2 separate regions of the Mus musculus genome follow, and region 1 is linked to region 2. Evidence: chromatin loops called from intact Hi-C (ENCODE). Cell type or tissue: gastrocnemius. All regions are shown on one strand.

Region 1 (4,000 bases), 62 kb after region 2:
CTCGTGTAAAGCTGGGGGTGATGGCATATACCTCAATCCCAGCACTTGGGAGGCAGAGGCAGGTGGAACTCTGTGAGTTTGAGGATAGCCTGGTCTACAAATCAAGTTCTAGGACAGCCAGGGCTACACAGAGAAACCCTGTCTCAAAAAAACAAAAGAAGAAAAAAGGGAAGAAAAAAAGAAGAAAGGAAGAAAGGAAGGAAGAGAGAGAGAGAGAGAGAGAGAGAGAGAGAGAGAGAGAGGGAGAGGGAGAGGGAGAGAGGGGGGAGGGAGGGAGGGAGGGAGGGAGGGAGGGAGGGAGGGAGGGAGGGAGGGGAAGGAAGAAAGGAAGGAAAGGAAAGGAAAGGAAAGGAAAGGAAAGGAAAGGAAAGGAAAGGAAAGGAAAGGAAAGAAGAGAGTGATTTGTTAACTTAGTCACCATAAAAATGACTTCCTTCCTGTTAAGTCCTATCTAGTACCAACACCACTGATTAAAACACAGACCAGGAAATCAGATGTGCATGCACATGATAGAGCTATAAAATTATTTGATGACTGCTTCCAGAAAAGGCCCACCTCGTTTAAGTAGCATAACTAGTATTTTAAGCGATTTTGGTAGATACAGTTCAAACATGTATGATTTACTTCTTCTGGTTCCCTAAGTGGAATGCATTAAACTCTTAAGACTATGGTCCATCCCCGTGGATATTAATCATGTCCAGCCAGATGCTGCTGAAATACGTGTTTTCCTTGATCTGGAGTAGTAATTTTGTTCTGAGTTTTGTCTGGTTTTTCCCCCCATGGTCTTCCTGCCTGCTTCCAGCTTTTAGACTGTAATTCTAAAGCTACTGTGTGCTTGCTGCTAACAGCGCCATAGCTCATGTCTGGCAGCAATCTGCTAGACACTGGGAAACCAGATTACTGGACTTGAGAAAATTCCTCAGAGGAAAAGAGGCTCAGAACACAGTTCTGGAAGCAGAATGTGGGCAGTCTGAGGCTTCCCCACCCTCCATATTCTGCTGAGAAGCTTCCCCTCCCTGAGGGGGGAGCTGAAGCCCAGAGAGGGTAAGCCACCGACCAGTAATAGAGCGAGGCCGGAACAAAGGCAAAGTCAGAGCTGCCTCTGCTGCATGGTCTCTGGGCGGGCACCGAGGGGCAGGGCATGCTGCCAAGGGGAGGGAGTGTTTTCACGCTGCAAACGGTGGCACTTGTGCAGTCGGGAAGCCCTTTCAGCTCTCCCTGAGTTAGCACTGCGTTTTACTCAACTAAAATGGAGTGCTAGACAAGGAAGTGCAAGCCCAACTACACAGAAGTACCAAAGACCCCACAGTAAAGCTCCACTTTCTGTTCCAATTGATGTTACCAGCTATGGAGGAAAAAAAAGTTGGTAGACAGCAGTCACAGCCCTTGCAACATTCACTGAGACAAAGTCTTTTTCCAGAACAACTAGAAGCTCCTCCAGGTCCAGGTCCGTGTCCCAGCCCTCTGTCTATCCCTCACGGGACCCTGAAGAGCACTTGGCACATAGCAAGTACTTGCTATTTACTCATGTGACTTTTGGCAGCTCTAAGGCTTAGGGCTCTGACAGATGGAGTCTTGCGTTACTCACCATTTGGCCAAACATACTGCTTTGTGGATTTCTTCCCATTTTTCCCCAAAATTCTTGGACACCCACAGGCCATTCTGAAAGATTACAAATGACTTATCAAAATTCCAGCTTTATTCTGTGCAGCTGTTTACAAGACCTTTAATAATTCACAATCAACCAGTCAGAACAGGAGAAACAAACACTGTAGCTGCCTGAGCAAAGCACACTCACACATATGTGCATGCATGTACACACATGCACACATACACACCCAAGCATGTACACATGCATACACATGTACACACACATATACACCTGCATACACACACATGCACACATGTACATATATGCACACATACACACCCAAACAAATACACACATACACACCCAAACATGTATACATGAATACACACATACACGTGTACAAACACATACACACGTGCACAACACACACACACTCATGCATGCACACAGATTACTCGGGCTCCTTCTGGTCTTAGAACTGAGAACAACCAACCATATAAAGCACCCTGAGTGCCAGGCACCATACTAGACATCGCATTCCCACCTCGAAATGATCTTGAAGTTTATCAAAGGATATGACTAAGAAAGCTCACTACCATATGGTCTTATGGACTGGGTCCAGTGTGGAAGAGGGGGCGTACAACACAGTGACAGCTGACTGAAGAACACCACACTGACAGCAGTGATGAGTGCTATGCTTAAAGGGGGGCAGGAGCACTAGTGAAGAAGACCATCGAAGACTAGCAAAGGCGGGAAGAGCACAAACACGGAGTATGAAGATAAAAAAAAAAACAGTGGTGTGAAATCCCACGGTGAGAAGACTGAGGAGCTAATAGAACTCAGAGAGGTGAGGAGAGCTCAGGGGACGCTGTCCTGGCCAGGCTGACAGACCTGGCTCTCACTGTGAGGCCCCAGCAGGATGGGACTCTAAGAGGGGGATCACAGCTTCACCTTTTTTAGGTGACAACCATAGATGTGAGTGGGAAAAATGGATATTAGAGCATCACAGTTAAAAGTAGGACATGAAGTAAGTATGTGTGAGTTAGTTTAGTAAGAGTTAGCGAGTCTTTAACCTCAGTCTTGAGGAACGGGATCAGCCAGAAATGAAGCCAGGACAGACAGAACTACTTCCAACACTCCTCCCCCGCCTCTCTCTCTCTGTCTCTCTCTCTCTCTCTGTCTATCTGTAAGTCACTAATATCATCAGGGTGGGAGCAGGGGTACATTGTGTCATTAATTACTACACATATTATAGGAGCATGCATGAGAGAAGAGCAGAGAAGCTCAGGCGGGGTGGAGCTTGAGGTGCCTGTGGGACACACACTTGAAGATACCCAGGGTCTGCAAGACAGGAATCTGCTGGCCCGTGGGCAAGCCAGAGCAGGAAGCAAGATCTGAGAACCTTTATAAGTGGAGAATCAAGGAGAAGTGGCCACTCAATGTCAGATGAACAGAAGGCAGTTAAGGGTAAGAGGATAGGAGCTTATGCAAGAGGCCAAGAAAGACCGTCTAGAGAGGTAGAACAGCCAAAGAAAATGGGTTCATAGAGCCAAGCAAAAATAGGTCCTCAAGGTGGGATTGGCCACTGCTTTGAAATAGAGCAGTTAAGACCACGATGTCTGTCGATCTCAATTCAGCAACAGAGCTCACTGAGCAGCCTCAGTGGGGGGTGGGGGGGGCAGAAAGTGACTGGGGCTCATCAGTCTTCGGGCTCTTCTCAACTTCCTCTCCTCTGATAACGACAATAACCTTAGGAGGATGACAGTTTATACTCATCCTTTGCAGCTCAAGAAAGATGACTGCAGGGCTGGTGAGATGGCTCAGTGGGTAAGAGCACCCGACTGCTCTTCCAAAGGTCTGGAGTTCAAATCCCAGCAACCACATGGTGGCTCACAACCATCTGTAACAAGATCTGACTCCCTCTTCTGGAGTGTCTGAAGACAGCTACAGTATACTTACATATAATAAATAAATAAATCTTTAAAAAAAAAAAAAAAAAAAAAAAGAAAGATGACTGCAAACTGTTCTCTGGTTCATTATTCCAGCAGCAGACATCCGTTCATTAAAAAACATACAACAGCAATTATACATCATACATTCTGGAAGAGGCGGTATACAGAAGTCATACCCAGATAGGAACATTACATTACATTTCATTGTAAGGAGACGTTGGAAAGAAGTCTAATGTTAACACGCCAGAAGGCTCTTTAAAGTCTGTATATTTTGACACTGTAAACAAGGAAAGGCAAGTTCAACTGGACTCACTTCGGTGCTGAGAGCTAACAGGTAATCAGAATTCTGAGGGCTGTACATCATCTGCGTCAGAGGATGAAAGGGGAGATCTGTTTGCACAAAGTTCTTGGCAAAGTCTGATGACCTGAACACTCTTCCGCCTCGGCTTCCCCCGGA
Region 2 (4,000 bases):
GTGCCCATTGCAGGCTGGGTGAGTCCCTGGCAGCCCTGGATTTGGGGCCTACCATCCTTCCTCTCGCTCCATTTGCTCTCCTCGGGTTTTTGCAACCACCGTTCATTTGAGTCCCCCTCTCCTCTGAGCATGTATTCCAGACTTGTCACTGACTTCCCTTCTAGAGCAGGTGTAGAATAAAGGCTCGAGGAGGCAGGAAAGATGTCCCTGTCTCTCATTTGGAAGGCTGGCCGCTGGCTTTTCTGCCATGGATTCTCACCTGCCCTCTGCCCTCTTCCCCTCAGCAATTCCTGTAAAGGGTTAAAAATTTAACTGGATATATTTTTTTTTAACTACTGATGACTTGACTTAAAAAAAAATACAAAGATGCTGGATGCTAACTTGATACTAACCATCAGATTGTACAGTTTGATTGTCGCTGTAAATATGGTAGAGTTTTGTTTTTGTTTTTGTTTTTTTTTCCCCCCCCATACTACTGAATAAACTAGTTCTGTGCAGGAGCCATGTCATCGCTGGCTTCTGTAAAGCAGCCTGGGTTGAGGCCTGGATTGTGGGAAACAGGGTAGGTAGAACCTTGACGATCCTGAGGACAGAGAGACTAAAGCCGCAACAGCACAGAGCGCTGAGTCTGGCGGTTGGAAGGGAGAGAAGGAAGATAGGTGGATATTGTTTTCCCCTAGGATATAAGCTTGTACCGCTAGAGAGGCTGGGGAGACTGGGGAGGCTGGAGAGGCTAGAGAGGCTGGGGAGGCTGGAGAGGCTGGAGAGGCTGGGGAGGCTGGAGAGGCTGGAGAGGCTGGGGAGGCTGGAGAGGCTGGGGAGGATGGAGAGGCTGGGGAGGATGGAGAGGCTGGGGAGGATGGAGAGGCTGGGGAGGATGGAGAGGCTGGAGAGGCTGGGGAGGATGGAGAGGCTGGGGAGGATGGGGAGGCTGGAGAGGCTGGGGAGGCTGGGGAGAATGGAGAGGCTGGGGAGGATGGAGAGGCTGGGGAGGCTGGGGAGGATGGGGAGGATGGAGAGGATGGAGGGGGTGGAGAGGCTACACAAATCAGGCCGGTTCTCAGCCTGAGTCCCAGACAAACACGTTTTCTAAGGCAGAATTCGGTAGATAGGAAGAAGTGGAGTGGGAGTTTCTGGGGCTTTTTTCTTTTCTCTTTTCTTTCTTTTTCTTTTTCTTTTTCTTTTTCTTTTTTTTTTTTTTTTTTTTTTTTTTTTTTTTTTTTTTTTTTGGTAAGGGTTTCTCTGTATAGCCCTGGCTGGAACTCATTCAATAGATCAGGCTGGCCTCGAGCTCAGAGATCTGTCTGCCTCTGCCTCCCAAGTGCTGGGATTAAAGGTGTGTGCCACCACCACCTGGCTATTGTGGGCTGTCTGTCTGTCTGTCTGTTTTCTTGGGGGAATAAAGCATACACTCATTCTGGGAATAAGTATGTATTTGGTGACACTACTTCTAGTCCTAATTTTTGTTTTTGAAAGCTCCATCCAACAAATGAGGATATAATGAACCAACCCTGGAACCTCAAGCAGCAGCCTGATTTGTTTGCGCCTTGGTTCTCTGTCTACAAAATGAGGGCAGTGGTAACAGCAGCTGCCTAATTGAGCTTTTAGGAGGATTAAATAACTTAACACATGCAAAGTGCTTACAACTTTTCACAGTGCATAGCAAGAGGCCAATAAACACTGGCTTCTCCTGTTGTTGCTTGTGGAGTGGAAGAGGTGTGGAGGACGGAGAGAAAATTAGAAATCTAAGCCAGGGAGGAGGCGGCAAGCAGGTAGCTAAACAAGAAGGGCAGCTGTGGCAGGTAAGCACTACCACCAAGTGAGTTCGGCAGGTTTGGAGTCAGCGAGCCCTATTGGGTGGAGGCAGAAACTCAAGATTGACCCAGTGAGAGAAAATGCTTTGCCGGCTCCAGCCACCAGGTGGCAGCAACACAAGGGCTTGTGGCTGGCTTTGCTTCCCCACCCACAAGGGCTTGGTTCCAAAACCAAACAAAACCAACCAACCAAAACGGAACAAACCTGCCACCTACTGGCCATGCCGAGGTGTGTGTTCTTAGGCTTGGCTGCTACTGCAGACGCCAGTTAGAAGTTGCCAGCAACTTCTGTTTCCTGAGCTCTGTGCAGACTTATTCACTGGGATGGAGGCCCAGGACAAGCAAGCCTGGAAGACCCCAGGAGATCAAGGGGACTCAGCTACTGGCTGGTTGGTAAGCTTGACCTCACTATAGCCCACCCAGAAGACCTCCCCCTGAGCCAGGCTGTTTGAGGGGAGATAGGCTGGAATCTGGGAAACACACCTGAGACTTTCTTGCCTTGTACCGTATTTCTTCAAATCAGAACCCATGACATCTGTGTTATCTGCTCCCTCCCGCGTGTCAGCTCTGAGAATTTCAGTGGCTGTAGAGGCTGGAATGTAGAGGCAGCCACCACTGTGTATAGTCCCCGTGTATTTATAGGTGTTATTAAATTAATCTTACGGACAGCCATAAGGAAATGCTATGGAGGGCCCCTGGATGTGGGGATAGGGGAGGAGCGCTGAAGGCCTAAGAGCACTTTTGGACACAGTAGCGGGCCACCCTTTCTCCTTTATGCTCAGTTGCCTTTAGGGAAGTTTCTTCTTCATAAAGGACTGATTTAGTTCTGACTGCAGGAGTCAAAGGCTACAAATCGGATCCTAAGCTGGGCTTGTTAAAACCTTATTCTGTTTTCAGTGAGTACTCACTACCATGTGTCCATTCTGCAGTGTTCCACCAGACAAGCTATAACACAAGGGCACAGTCAGAGTTACTAAATTGTGATGCCAGCCCTCGGATCCAGCAGAGGAGCAGAGAGAGAGCACAGGCAACCCTAATGAAGTGAGGTAGAGGCAACCTCAGAAGCAACACCAACAAAGGGCCTCTATCCCCTAAGGGGTTCCATTGTCTTGTCAAATAATAGTTAAGTCTAAGGAGTAACAGTAGACTTAGTTCCTACCATAACAGCCTCAGGCGCTGTAGGTGAAACCTCAGTCAACTTTGATCTGGACTATCTGTAAACACTGAAAGGAGAAAGGAGACTTGATTGGAATTGACCGGCACCAAGGGACTAGTCACGGCTGCAGGAGCTGGAGGTTCAAATCCCTAGGGCCTATGTCTGAGAGCTCACTAGAATTACACAGACGTTTATTTTAAAACTGTTAAAATCTACTTTCAGATATACAGAAAAAAATTTTTTTAATTCATTTATTTAAGAAAAAATATGAAGATGTGAGTAAGCTTATAACTGATTGACCTGTGAGAAGTCAAAGAATTCATAGGAAACAAGTTCTGTACATCAGCTGTCCTCCTGGCCTTTCCAAACAGACCAGTATCCAGTCAGGAAGACATGTCATAGAGAACTGAGCCGGCGGGCTCCTAAGGCCGCTCATATGGGAATGGCCAGTGAACCGTGGTAGAAGATCAAGCTCTCTAGTCCTGACCACAAGATGGAAGGAGACAGATAGGTCACTCTGCCTGCATTTATTATTTTGTTTGTGAGTTTCTCCACGGGCAGATGACCTCTGCCCCTCTCTTCTTCTTTCAGGGCAGGGTAGGGTGGGGTTGAGTCCCCTCAAGCTCAAGGCACCCGATCCCCCATAGTCTCTACTTCAGAGGTCAGCCCTGGAGGCATCTCTTCCTCCCATCTCTGGGCACAGAGCTACTGGAGTTAGGGACCACTGGCAGAGGAGAGTCCAGACTTTGATGGCTAAGATGGTAGTGGCTTGCTATTGAGTCTTTGTTTGCTGACGTGCTCTTCTTACCTGAAAGAAGAGGGGGGGGGGGGTGCTTTAAAAAAACCTTCTTCCTCCGGAGCCTGTCTGGTACCCAGCCAAACTCACACCCCCTCAGGATGGGAGAGTAGCACCCCTCACCCCTCTCCTCCCCACTCAACACAGAATTCGAGGATGCTGTGTGCACCGCAGCTTGGAAGCCCAGGTGATGAGAACAGAGGGACCAGTTTTACCTAGTCGGTCCAGGGACTG

What was found. A loop is a pair of places that touch in the nucleus more often than their neighbours do. Peaks named below come from ENCODE experiments on the same cell type or tissue, not always from the same donor. Only the 100,000 strongest peaks of a DNase experiment are listed, where the experiment ranks them.
Region 1: it touches region 2 in a loop (2.6-fold over the local background); 1 of 42 quality-filtered maps calls a loop at or near these places.

Annotation. Positions count from the first base shown.
Region 1 is chr3:108,325,670-108,329,669 of GRCm38, reverse strand. Sort1 (sortilin 1) reads right to left here. Exons shown (of 20, transcript NM_019972.3): 5 at 3,857-4,000; 6 at 1,589-1,662. Among named protein-coding and RNA genes, the nearest start is that of Mybphl, 37 kb to the left of the region's middle. In gastrocnemius, no CTCF peak of the experiment used is centred here; DNase peaks (open chromatin) are centred at 1,138, 1,517 and 2,106; H3K4me3 peaks cover 752 bases; H3K27ac peaks cover 1,861 bases.
Region 2 is chr3:108,387,377-108,391,376 of GRCm38, reverse strand. Psrc1 (proline/serine-rich coiled-coil 1) reads right to left here. Exons shown (of 8, transcript NM_019976.3): 7 at 3,982-4,000; 8 at 3,146-3,778. The coding sequence ends at 3,775. It overlaps Celsr2 (cadherin, EGF LAG seven-pass G-type receptor 2), which reads left to right. Exons shown (of 34, transcript NM_017392.4): 34 at 1-529. Among named protein-coding and RNA genes, the nearest start is that of Psrc1, 5.5 kb to the right of the region's middle. In gastrocnemius, a CTCF peak has its summit at 1,962 (motif pointing right); a DNase peak (open chromatin) is centred at 1,955; H3K4me3 peaks cover 284 bases; H3K27ac peaks cover 380 bases.